Regions from separate parts of the Homo sapiens genome. Here region 1 is linked to region 2. Evidence: chromatin loops called from intact Hi-C (ENCODE). Cell type or tissue: heart left ventricle. All regions are shown on one strand. Each heading gives the region's core, and the rest is flanking DNA. Links, peaks and the distances in the headings are about the cores only.

Region 1 (5,391 bases), core at 331-5,330, 130 kb before region 2:
CTCTACTAAAAATACAAAAATTAGCCAGGTGTGGTGGCACATGCCTGTAATCCTAGCTACTCGGGAGACTGAGGCAGGAGAATTGCTTGAACCCGGGAAGCGGAGGCTTCAGTGAGCCGAGATCATGCCACTGCACTCCAGCCTGGCCAACAGAGTGAGACTCTGCCTCAAATAAATAAATAAATAAAATAATAATAATAATCGAAACAACTCATGAGTGGATGGCAAAACTAAAAATATAGAAAATACTTGTAATTACGCCAGACGTGGTGGCTCACACCTGTAATCCCAGCACTTTGGGAGGCCAAGGTAGAAGGATCCATTAAGCTTAGGAGTTCAAGACCACCTGGGCAACATGGTGAAAACCTGTTTCTACAAAAAATAAATAAATAAATAAATATATATATATATATTTAGCTGGATGTGATGGTGTGCACCTGTAATCCAAGCTACTCAGGAGGCTGAGGTGGGAGGATCACTTGAGCCCAGGAAGCAGAGATTGCAGAGATCGCACCACTGCACTCCAGCCTGGGTGACAGAGCCAGACCCAAAACACACACACACACACACACACACACACACACACACACACACACACAAAAGAAGAAAGAAGGAAAGAAAGGAAGGAAGGAAGGAAGGCAAGCAAACCTGTACTTAAACAATAATAGAATATGTATGCTGCTTGAGGAATTGGAGCGAAATCTGTTCCCTTAATTGCTTTCATTAGAAAAAAAGTTTAAAGTGAATTTTTAAAAATTCAACTTGAGGAACAAGAACAAGAATGCAAGAAAAATCTGAAGAAAAGTAAGGGAAATAACAAAGAACATATTTTAATTAATAAAGTAAGGGCTAAACCAAGCATACAATAATAGGGAGGATTAACAATGCCAAAAGTTGATTCTTTAAGATATTTATAAAATTGACAAACCTCTGAAGAAATTGAGAAAATTGAAAAAAATTGAGAAGATGACAACATTATTAGGAATTTAAAAGGAGCATAACTATAGAAACTACAGAGATTAAACAGGTAATGATAAGATATTGTGCACAAGTTTATGGCAATAAAGTTGAAAATTTAGAGGTAATGAATGAATTACCACAAAATACAACTCACCAAAACTGATTTAGCAAAAGATAGAGAAGTTGGATAGCCTGATAGCTATTAAAGGAATTCAGACAGTCATTCAAATTATTGCCACAAAGAAAAAGGCAGGACAAAAAAGCCGGATTTTATGAAATAGTCAAGAAATAGTTCAGGCCAATTTTATATGAATTTTTTCAGAGAATGAAAAAGAAGAAACACTTTTCAATTTCCAACTCAATTTTTTTTTTTTTTTTGAGAAGGAGTCTCGCTCTGTGGCCCAGACTGGAGTGCAGTGGTGCAATCTTGGTTCACTGAAACCTCTGCTTCCTGGGTTCAAGTGGTTCTTCCCGTCTCAGCCTTCAGAGTAGCTGGGACTACAGGCGCATGCTACCATGCCTGGCTAAATTTTGTATTTTTAGTAGAGACAGGGTTTCACCATGTTGGCCAGGCTGGTCTTGAACTCCTGACCTCAGGTCATCCACCTGCCTTGGCCCCCCAAAGTGCTGGGGTTACAGGCTTAAGCCACTGCACCCGGTCTCCAACTCAATTTTTAAAGCTGGCATAATCATGACACAAACATAAGACATGGCTGGCACATGGTAGGAAAATTATAGACTAGTCACACTCATGAATGTAGTTTCAAAAATCTTAAACCCAATTTTAACCAACACAATCCAGTTGTATATAAAAGACATAATACATTATGGCTAAGTTGGGTTTCTCCCAGGAGTACAAAGTTGGTTTAAAAAGTTGGCAGGAACAAGAAGAGGATGCCCACTATCATCCATTCCTACCTGATCTTCTGGTGGAAGTCCTACTCAGTACAAGAAAACAAAAAAAGAAAAAAAATACATTAAAATTGTACAGAAACAAAACAATCATAATTGGATAATCATAAATATATGTGGTTATTCATTTAGAAAACCCCAGAGAATCTAGCCAATTTTCTGGAAACTAAATCAACACACAAAAGCAGTTTTTATATGCCACCAACTATTAAAAAGCATAACTTGAAAATCATATTCACAGTAACATCAAAATCTAGGATATGTGTGGATATACATGTATATGTGTGTGTATTGAGCCTTACATGCATAAAATTATCAAATTCTAATAAAGAACATTTTTAAAGACCAAATAGATAATTACCATGCTCTTTGACAGGAAGCATCTATAGTATAAAGTCAGCAACTTTTTCTAACTCAGAATTCCCCAGGGTACCTCTTGGTGATTCCATGCCCAGTGATAATAGCACATGGGCAATTGCAACTACCTAGTCTTGAAAAGGGCAAGGTAACCAGAAACTCAATTCCCTCAAAGATAAAGGACTGGGTCACCTACCAAGAGAAGCATCCAAGAGATATTCTGACCAAGGGAAGTCTACCATGGGTGGTAAAGGTGGGAGATGATGAATATCAACTGATGGCCTCAGGACCAACTACAGCAGTAGGGAGTGTACTTACTCCATCTACATTTAAGCCTTTTATTCTTCTCTTTTTCAGGTACCTGTACCTTAAAAATTTGAAGAATCAGTGACAACATAGAGTGAACATAGTGTGAGGGTTGAGTGGATCTGAAGGGTGCAACGGGTTGCAGTAGCAGATCTCAAAAGGGCTCCATCCATATCGCTTTAATCTATCCTAGACAGCTGCTGTCAAGATGATTGCCTCCTACATATTTCTTGACGATTGCCTGAGGGCATCGTCTTTAGCAGAATACTTGGGACAAGCCTTAAGTAGAAGAGAATTTCTGTCCCAAAGGGGGCTTTCAACCAATTTAGGATGGTGGATAAATAGCCCAGATCCCTTCTCCTTTAGTGGATAAGTCTCATGTGTGTTTCACACTATCTTTCAGAGTTCCCAGTGGGAATAAGCCTGGTTGCTCATTGTGGTAATCTGCTTATAAATAAATGCTTTATTGGTTCTTATTCTTTCCAGGTCTCACTTCCTTACGCCTTCACAGTGCTTCCAGGTATCACCTTCCAGATAAACTCCCTGCATGCAGATCTTTGTCTTAGTATCTACTGTGGGGGGAATTAAACTAAAACAAAATCTAAATGTCCATCAATGTTAGAAGAGGTAAATTGAGGTATTGTCATAAAATGGAATGTAATGCTACAAGAAAAGGGAATGAGCTAAATACATCAACATAATGTTGAATGAAAGAAGCAAGTCACACACAAAAAACCCTACACCTTGATTCTATTTTTAAAAAATATTTTAAAAGGCCAAACTAAACAAGATGTTATTTAAGAATACATACTGCAAACCAAAAATAAAATTCGAAGCTCCCCAATCGACTGAATGGACCCCTTTTTGGCCAACGGGATCCCAAAGAAACCTGACAAACAAGTTCAGGCCATAATGGGAAGGAGTCAGACATGTCTCACTGTATACTCCTCCCTTTGGAGTTTAGAAACATCTAACCAGCATTAACATTAAAACAGAGATCTTGAGACTGACGAAGCAGGCTCTTGATAGCAATAAGATACCAGATTCCAACCTGACTCTGGTATAGCATCACATGACAAATAGCAGGCCTTGAGGGAAGTCACTTTACTGCCAAATATACTTCTTTGACATATATTGAAATAGCCCTGCAAAGCTGTCTCTTGTGGGGGAAATGTGCATTCTATAGAGAATCTCCTTCCCTTACTATGTCTTTTATGCAGAGTCTGACACCATTTAAGGCCTGATAAGAGACATTTTCTCTGAAGCCTGCTACCTCAAGGCTCTATCTACATGATAAGAACCTTGGCTTCCACAACCTCTCCTTTTATCTTAACTCAATATTTCTTTATGCTGACTTCAACTCTTTAGGCAGAGCTAAACTCTTTCGACCAATTGCTAATTAGGAAATCTTTGAATGCACCAATGACTTGGAAATCCCCCCGCCACCCAACTCCCCCACTGCTTCAAGATATCCCACTTTTCCAGGCTGAGCCAAGTATACTTTCCATGCATTGATTTATGTCTTTGCCTGTAACTTCTGTATCCCTAAAATGTATAAAACCAAGCTGCAACCCAGCCACCTTTGGCACATATTGTCAGGAAGGACCTCTTGAGGTTGTGTCACAGGTCATAGTCCTTAACCTTGGCAAAATAAAACTCTAAATTGATTGAGACCTGTCTCAGATACTTCTTGGTTTATAATACAGATTGGCAAAACCGCAAAGAAAAGCAAGAGACTAATTCTCATAAAAGCCAGCCTAATGGTTGCGTCTAGGGAACAAAGAGAGCTTTTAAGGTACTGGTAGTGTTCTGTTTCTTAACCTGGTTGTTGTGTATGCCATTATTTGTTATCTTATTCCTTAATTTATTCATACCTTTCTTGGCAGTTTTTATGGTTTTCTTTAAACACAAGTAAAACGTGCACACAACCTGTCTATTCATTTTCTTTGCTGTGCAGCCTGGCATTAGGATTGGTGACTCTGATGATGAGCTAGGCTGCTCTTTCCATGATGGCTGTGTGGTTCTTCTTTGAGAAAACATTGTGAGCATTCTCAGCCCAGTAAGATTTGTTGCACATCAGCAGCACATCCAGCTCCTTGACACTGGATACTAGGAACTTCCAGAAGCCATGGGCAGCATGTGCTTTGTCTTCTTGTTGCTCCTATAACCAGTGTTGGACATCAAGTCTGGCCCTTGAATCCTCTGCATACCCTGTTGTTAATACCTCTGGGTTTCCACCAGTTACACTTAATTTTGACATATCGATCTGTCCCGATGATGAACTTCTTGATCCTCTTTATGACAATCTTGGGCTCCACAAGGGGTCTGAGTGTGGCTATGATGGTGAATAGGAGATGGCTGCCACCTTCATAGGCAGCATCACAGAAGAGACTTTATTTATATGTTGTGTATTTAATATCTTTTACAATAAAAAATTTTTAAATGCTGTCAAATTAAGAATGTGAAAAACGGAAGGAGCATTGCAGTTGATCAACTAATTGATCGTTAAGTATGAGGATTTTGCACTCAAATTGCCTTGTGTCTTTAAGTTTCCATTCCATTTTAATGAAACCAGAAATTGAAATCAGAAAATGCATTATGTATGTGATTCATGCAAGAAAGACTTCAGAGAATAAAACCATATCAAAAAGAAAGGCCTTGGCCCTAACATCAAAAAGATTTGTGAATGCTGGCACATTATAAACTTTACATTAAAAATAAATTTTAAAATTATGTTTTAAGTTTAAAAATATAATTTATATATGTATGTATATAATGTATACATAGATAATTCTGTTTAACATACATACATAATTCTGTTTAACCCAATTTTATTTTTCTTTTTTAAGTTAACTA
Region 2 (5,391 bases), core at 92-5,091:
TTTGATGGGATGGATGTTCCCTGAAAAGTTTACGTCGGTGCAAAAGTAATTGCCATTTCAATGGCAAAAGCCGCAATTATTTTTGCACCATCTAAATATTTAATAGGTTGGTTGACTTGTAAATTATCTGCCTTAGATGTTTACTTTTGTGTATTGCTGACATTTTCTGGAGACATTATTGGCATTTTGTGTGTAATCCTTAAAAAAGAAAAACAACTATGTTCTTGAAAATTTAAAGAATCTTAATGTTGTTTGTGGTCATTTTGGGCAGAGAATGCCTAGAGTTGCCAGAATTGCCTAAGTCAAAATTCAGCCTGCAAATTTAGGGTTAGCAGATATAGCAGATACAGAAACATCATGATCAGAAAAGTGATAACATGATTTTTGAAAAGAAAACCATACGAATAATGCCATAATGGCTTGGAATAATGTAGATTTGAATGTTTAACTTCATTTTAAATACTACCTCAAAAGGATCTACCCATGACAGGGATGAATATGCTTGAAGAATGTCTTAATTTATGTGTTTGTGATGTTTGATTTGCAGTTTCCTACCGCATTTGAATTCAATGAGTATTTTCTCATTACCATTTTGGACCACCTATACAGCTGCTTATTCGGAACATTCCTCTGTAATAGTGAACAACAGAGAGGAAAAGAGGTAAAATATGAAACATGACCTTCCCCATACTATCTCTACTGTATACTTTTCCCTAAAAGAATGTACTCTGTGACAGATTTCAACTGAAGTCATTCTTTTGGGTCATACTTTATCTTACATGCTATAATATTGAGGGCTTCCTTCCATATATCTGGACCTGATATATTCTGAAGTATCTTTGTCACAAGGCTGAAGGTGCTAGCTAGCTGTCTGCTGAGTTCATGAGTGGGAAGTGGTTTCTGCTAAAGAGAACTGAAGTACGTGAAATCTAAGGAGCACCAGTGTACCAATTTTTCCATGTAGAATGGAAATCCTTTACAGCAGGTGCAGAAAAATTTAATTAGCAGAAAATGTATATTCGAGTGAATAGGCAGCTCAAATTCCCAAGTATATCCTACTTATTGAGACATTTTAGGTTAAGTTTTTGAGTTTTTTAAGTTGTAAAGTAATACCATAAAAAAATTCAAATACGGAAAAGATAGTATGTAGAAAGTTAAAGTTTTTCGTTATCCCTTTTCCCCAAAGGTATCACTGTTAAGTGGGGTTGGTATTAAGAAGAAATGGTGTAAGGATTACATTTCAAGTTTTACTTCTTTATCAAAACTTGTCTATCCTATGTATCAACATCTTAATCATCTTGATTGGTATCTCCCTCTGCATCAACTTTTATTCTAAAAAATGTGGTTACAAAGTATTTATGTTTTATTTTATAAAGCACAGTAGGAATAAGTACTTGCACTGAAGCCCAGTTGCTGGGTTCAAATCCTGGATCTATCACTTACTGTAACAGTTCGCTTGGGGAAGTTAATGTCTGCTTTTGTAAAATTATGAAGATTATTAAATAAGCAATACAAAATACCACAAGAACTGCTATGTAGTATTTCCTAGACTTCCTTAAAGGCAGGTATTAAATTTTTAAATTCACCTTATGTCTTCAGTGTCTAGCATGCAGTAAGTATTTCTATGCATAGCAGGCACTCAACAACTTAAGGAATGTTCATTAGAAATAGCATAGCTAAGTTTCGAAGAGTTTTATTTTTTGAGAGCCTTGGGGTAGGAATCATTGATTATTTTTAAAAAAACTTTTTAAATTGATAATAATATGCATACCATGAAATTCACTTTGATAGTGTATAGTTGACTGGTTTTTAGTATATCTGAGTTGTACAGCCATCACATTTTCATTTCAGAACATTTCATCACCTCAGAAAACCTGTTAATAGTCACTCCCCATTCACCCCTGCCAAACACTAATGTTTTTGTCTCTAGATTTGCCTCTTCTGGACATTTCATATAAATGGAATCATTTAATATGTAAACCTTGTGTCTAGCTCCTTTCCTTTAATATGCTTTCAAGGTTCATACATTTTATATCATTTCTTTTTATGGCTGAATAATATTCCATTGTGTGGATATATTTTACTTATCCATTCGTCAGTTGATGGACTTTTAGGTTGTTCCCACTTCTTGGCTGTTAATGAATAATGCTGCTTTGAACATCTATAAAAAAGTTTTTGTACAGACATGTCTTCTGTTTGCTGGATATGTACAAGAGTGGAATTGTTGGGTCATATGGTATCTCTTTGAGGAACTGCATACTGTTTTCCAGTACCCTCTGATCTTAATATAAGTTGGTTTATCACTGAAGTCTCCAAGTCCACTTCCTCTAAAGAGATTTTAATGACAACAAAGTACTTCTTCACAAATTTCATCTAAAGTGTAAATGGCTTATGTGGTGGAGAATCTTTACCTATTTTTCCTGCCTACAGAATCTTCCTAAAAGGACTGTGTCACTGTGGTCTTACATAAACAGCCAGCTGGAAGACTTCACTAATCCTCTCTATGGGAGCTATTCCAATCATGTCCTTTATCCAGTAGCCAGCATGCGCCACCTAGAGCTCTGGGTGGGATATTACATAAGGTGGAATCCACGGATGAAACCACAGGTATGTGCCTTACAATATACAATGGGAGTTTTCATTCATGCAGTGCAACTTTGTCTCCTTAAAAGCAGCTGGAAAGATTATCTGTGCATATTTAAAACTTTACTCCTTACCCATTGATAGTTAACAATCGTATAGTAGAAAAATACTACACTGGGGCAGGGTAATCAGTATACCTGGTTCTTAGGACTGCTTGTATGACATTGGACAAATCACTGCTCTCTTTTCTTGCATCTTCCCTCCTCTGTCTGGATAACCTCTAGGGGGTCTTGTTTTAATAAGCTGAAGAAAGTAGCTTTAGGAAAGTTAAAAGCTGAACAAAATTCTGGTCTACTGTGAATATGTTTATGGAATATTAACTACTTAGAACTGTTTAAGACTAAAAACCTATAAATAACAGGGAATCTTCTGACTACTGTCTTTTAATTGTCTTGTTAATTATTTGTTGTATTTGGAAAAGTACCAGTTTCAGGAGCACCTACACAGCAGGTTATTCTTTGGAAATACTCAGGGGCACTGGGAAAGCCAGTGAAAAGATTAGTGGTGTCCACAGTCCCGGTATTTAATTTCACTGATGGGTTGGAAAGGTGCCATTGGTTCCAACAGCTGAAAAAACATACACTGCAACATTTAGGGAATGATTTGACCTGGCTTTGGTCAGGATTGCCTAGTTGAATATTTTATGTTTTGCTCTTGCAGGAACCTATTCACAACAGATACAAAGAACTTCTTGCTAAACGAGCAGAGCTTCAGAAAAAAGTAGAGGAACTACAGAGAGAGATTTCTAACCGATCAACCTCATCCTCAGAGAGAGCCAGCTCTCCTGCACAGTGTGTCACTCCTGTCCAAACTGTTGTATAAAGGACTGTAAGATCAGGGGCATCATTGCTATACACTCTTGATTACACTGGCAGCTCTATGAGTAGAAAGTCTTCGGAATTTAGAACCCATCTATGAGAGAAAGTTCAGTCACTTTATTTATTTTAAATCTCTCTAGGATGAGTTTAGAACTGTAGCAGTGCAGGTGGCTTAAGTGAAGTAACTCCATATGTAATTACATGATTATGATACTAATCTTTTAAGTATCCAAAGAATATTAAAATACTTCAATCCTGGATTCACAGTGGGAACAAGTTTCTATTAAAAGGCAAATGCTGTTACAAATTTTTGGCATCTGGTAATATTAAAACCATTTTAGAAATACACTCTGTGCTCACTGTGCAGAGGAACATCAGTTTTCAAACCAACACTGAAATTCTGTGGCATCACATATATTGGGCCTTGATGTCATGACAGATCAAAATCATTTGATATCCCTTTCTCCATTCTAGGTTTTTCTTTTTTTCAGTAACTGATTTACCTTGATCACTTTTCAACTTCCATATTCTTCATATAGTAAAAGGCAAAGTGTTGAAGATACTACGGTGTGGTAGTAGTTGAAAATTATTGCCGTCATTATTTACATACTTAAGACATATTAGCAAGTTGATCCAAAATGGGAGGCCTTATAGATGTGCTTGGGGGAAAATGAAGGGGAGAAAGTAGCCATACAGGAGTTCAAAGAATTCCATGCCCTTCAGATTAGCCCAATTACCAGAAACATCATGAAAGATATTTTAAAAACTAATTATTTACTACAGTGTATTTCACTTGTCTTGTGTGTCTGAACACACAGAAGCTAATTAGCAAGTTTTTAAGAAGTATTTAAAAATCTTACTAGGATTGACATTTTTTCTGAATTCTGTATAAATAGCTTATAGTGAGAAGTACTGTGCTCAAATTTTACATTTTTTTCCTTTGCAAATTCTGTAATTTCACTCAACGATTAAGTCTACCAAAGAACACACTGCATGTAAAAGATGTATTACAATCTCAAAGCCAGTAAAAGAAATCTTGCTTCACTGTTCACCTGCTACAAGTAAGAGTTTGGTGCTGGTAGAAACATTTGACTCTGATGTCTATTTTATTCTACATAAGAGCCATATGTAATGTACTGTAACAAAGGAGCTTCTTGTCCCCTTGGTCTTTTAATTAAAAGAAATTCCAACTGACTTTTAAACTTTGTTCTTGTCCAAAGTTGCCATTTCTTTTTTTTCCCCAGAAATATTTGGAAATTATTGGAGGAATATGCACCCCAGATGAAAATGTTCAGTTTGTACCCATTTTTCCTTAACCAACACCCAAATCAAACAATTAAAATATACAGTGTTTTTCCACTCACTAATTCACTATACAGAGAGTCTGAACCTTAGCCTCCCTCTTGGTCTTGCAGTGAGGAAGTTTCTATTAGTATATCCAATTTAGCAAAATTGGTACCAAAATGATTTCTTTGGTAATTGTGTGAAATATAAGCTTTTTAACAGGGCATTTAAGTGGCTAGCAAATCAGTAATTAAAAATTAAGCTTTCTACTCCAAGTATTTCACAAACGCATCTGCCATTTTCCTCATTTAAACCTTGGTTATCTTGGCCTGATACCACATAAAAGAATGTAGAATGGCTGAAGAGATCAAGAATTTAAAGCTTCTAGTCTTAACATACTTGCATCCACTTCAAATTCAAATCAAAAGCCAGGGAAATCTAAGTGCAACCCTACCACTTCTCTGCTGAGAACCTTCCAGTGGTTCCCCTCACCTTCTGCAGAAGTCTCCAATATGGAGTACATGCACTTGGGCATTTAATATATACCACTGGTGTGTGTGGGAGGGAGGGAGGAGGAATACTAGCCCTTTTTATATATTTACACAAGCAAAACTTTTAAATATTTGAATTGACAGTTACATGTTTC

What was found. Hi-C counts contacts between places; a loop is a spot of excess contacts. Peaks named below come from ENCODE experiments on the same cell type or tissue, not always from the same donor. Only the 100,000 strongest peaks of a DNase experiment are listed, where the experiment ranks them.
Region 1: it touches region 2 in a loop (2.1-fold over the local background); 15 of 110 quality-filtered maps call a loop at or near these places.

What each region holds. Positions count from the first base shown.
Region 1 is chr11:95,962,702-95,968,092 of GRCh38, reverse strand. It overlaps the pseudogene RPL32P25. Among named protein-coding and RNA genes, the nearest start is that of MTMR2, 41 kb to the right of the region's middle. In heart left ventricle, for the core only: no CTCF peak of the experiment used is centred there; no DNase peak of the experiment used is centred there.
Region 2 is chr11:95,833,364-95,838,754 of GRCh38, reverse strand. MTMR2 (myotubularin related protein 2) reads left to right here. Exons shown (of 15, transcript NM_016156.6): 13 at 548-661; 14 at 2,431-2,607; 15 at 3,304-5,391. The coding sequence ends at 3,465. Among named protein-coding and RNA genes, the nearest start is that of CEP57, 46 kb to the right of the region's middle. In heart left ventricle, for the core only: a CTCF peak has its summit at 2,558; no DNase peak of the experiment used is centred there; H3K27ac peaks cover 355 bases.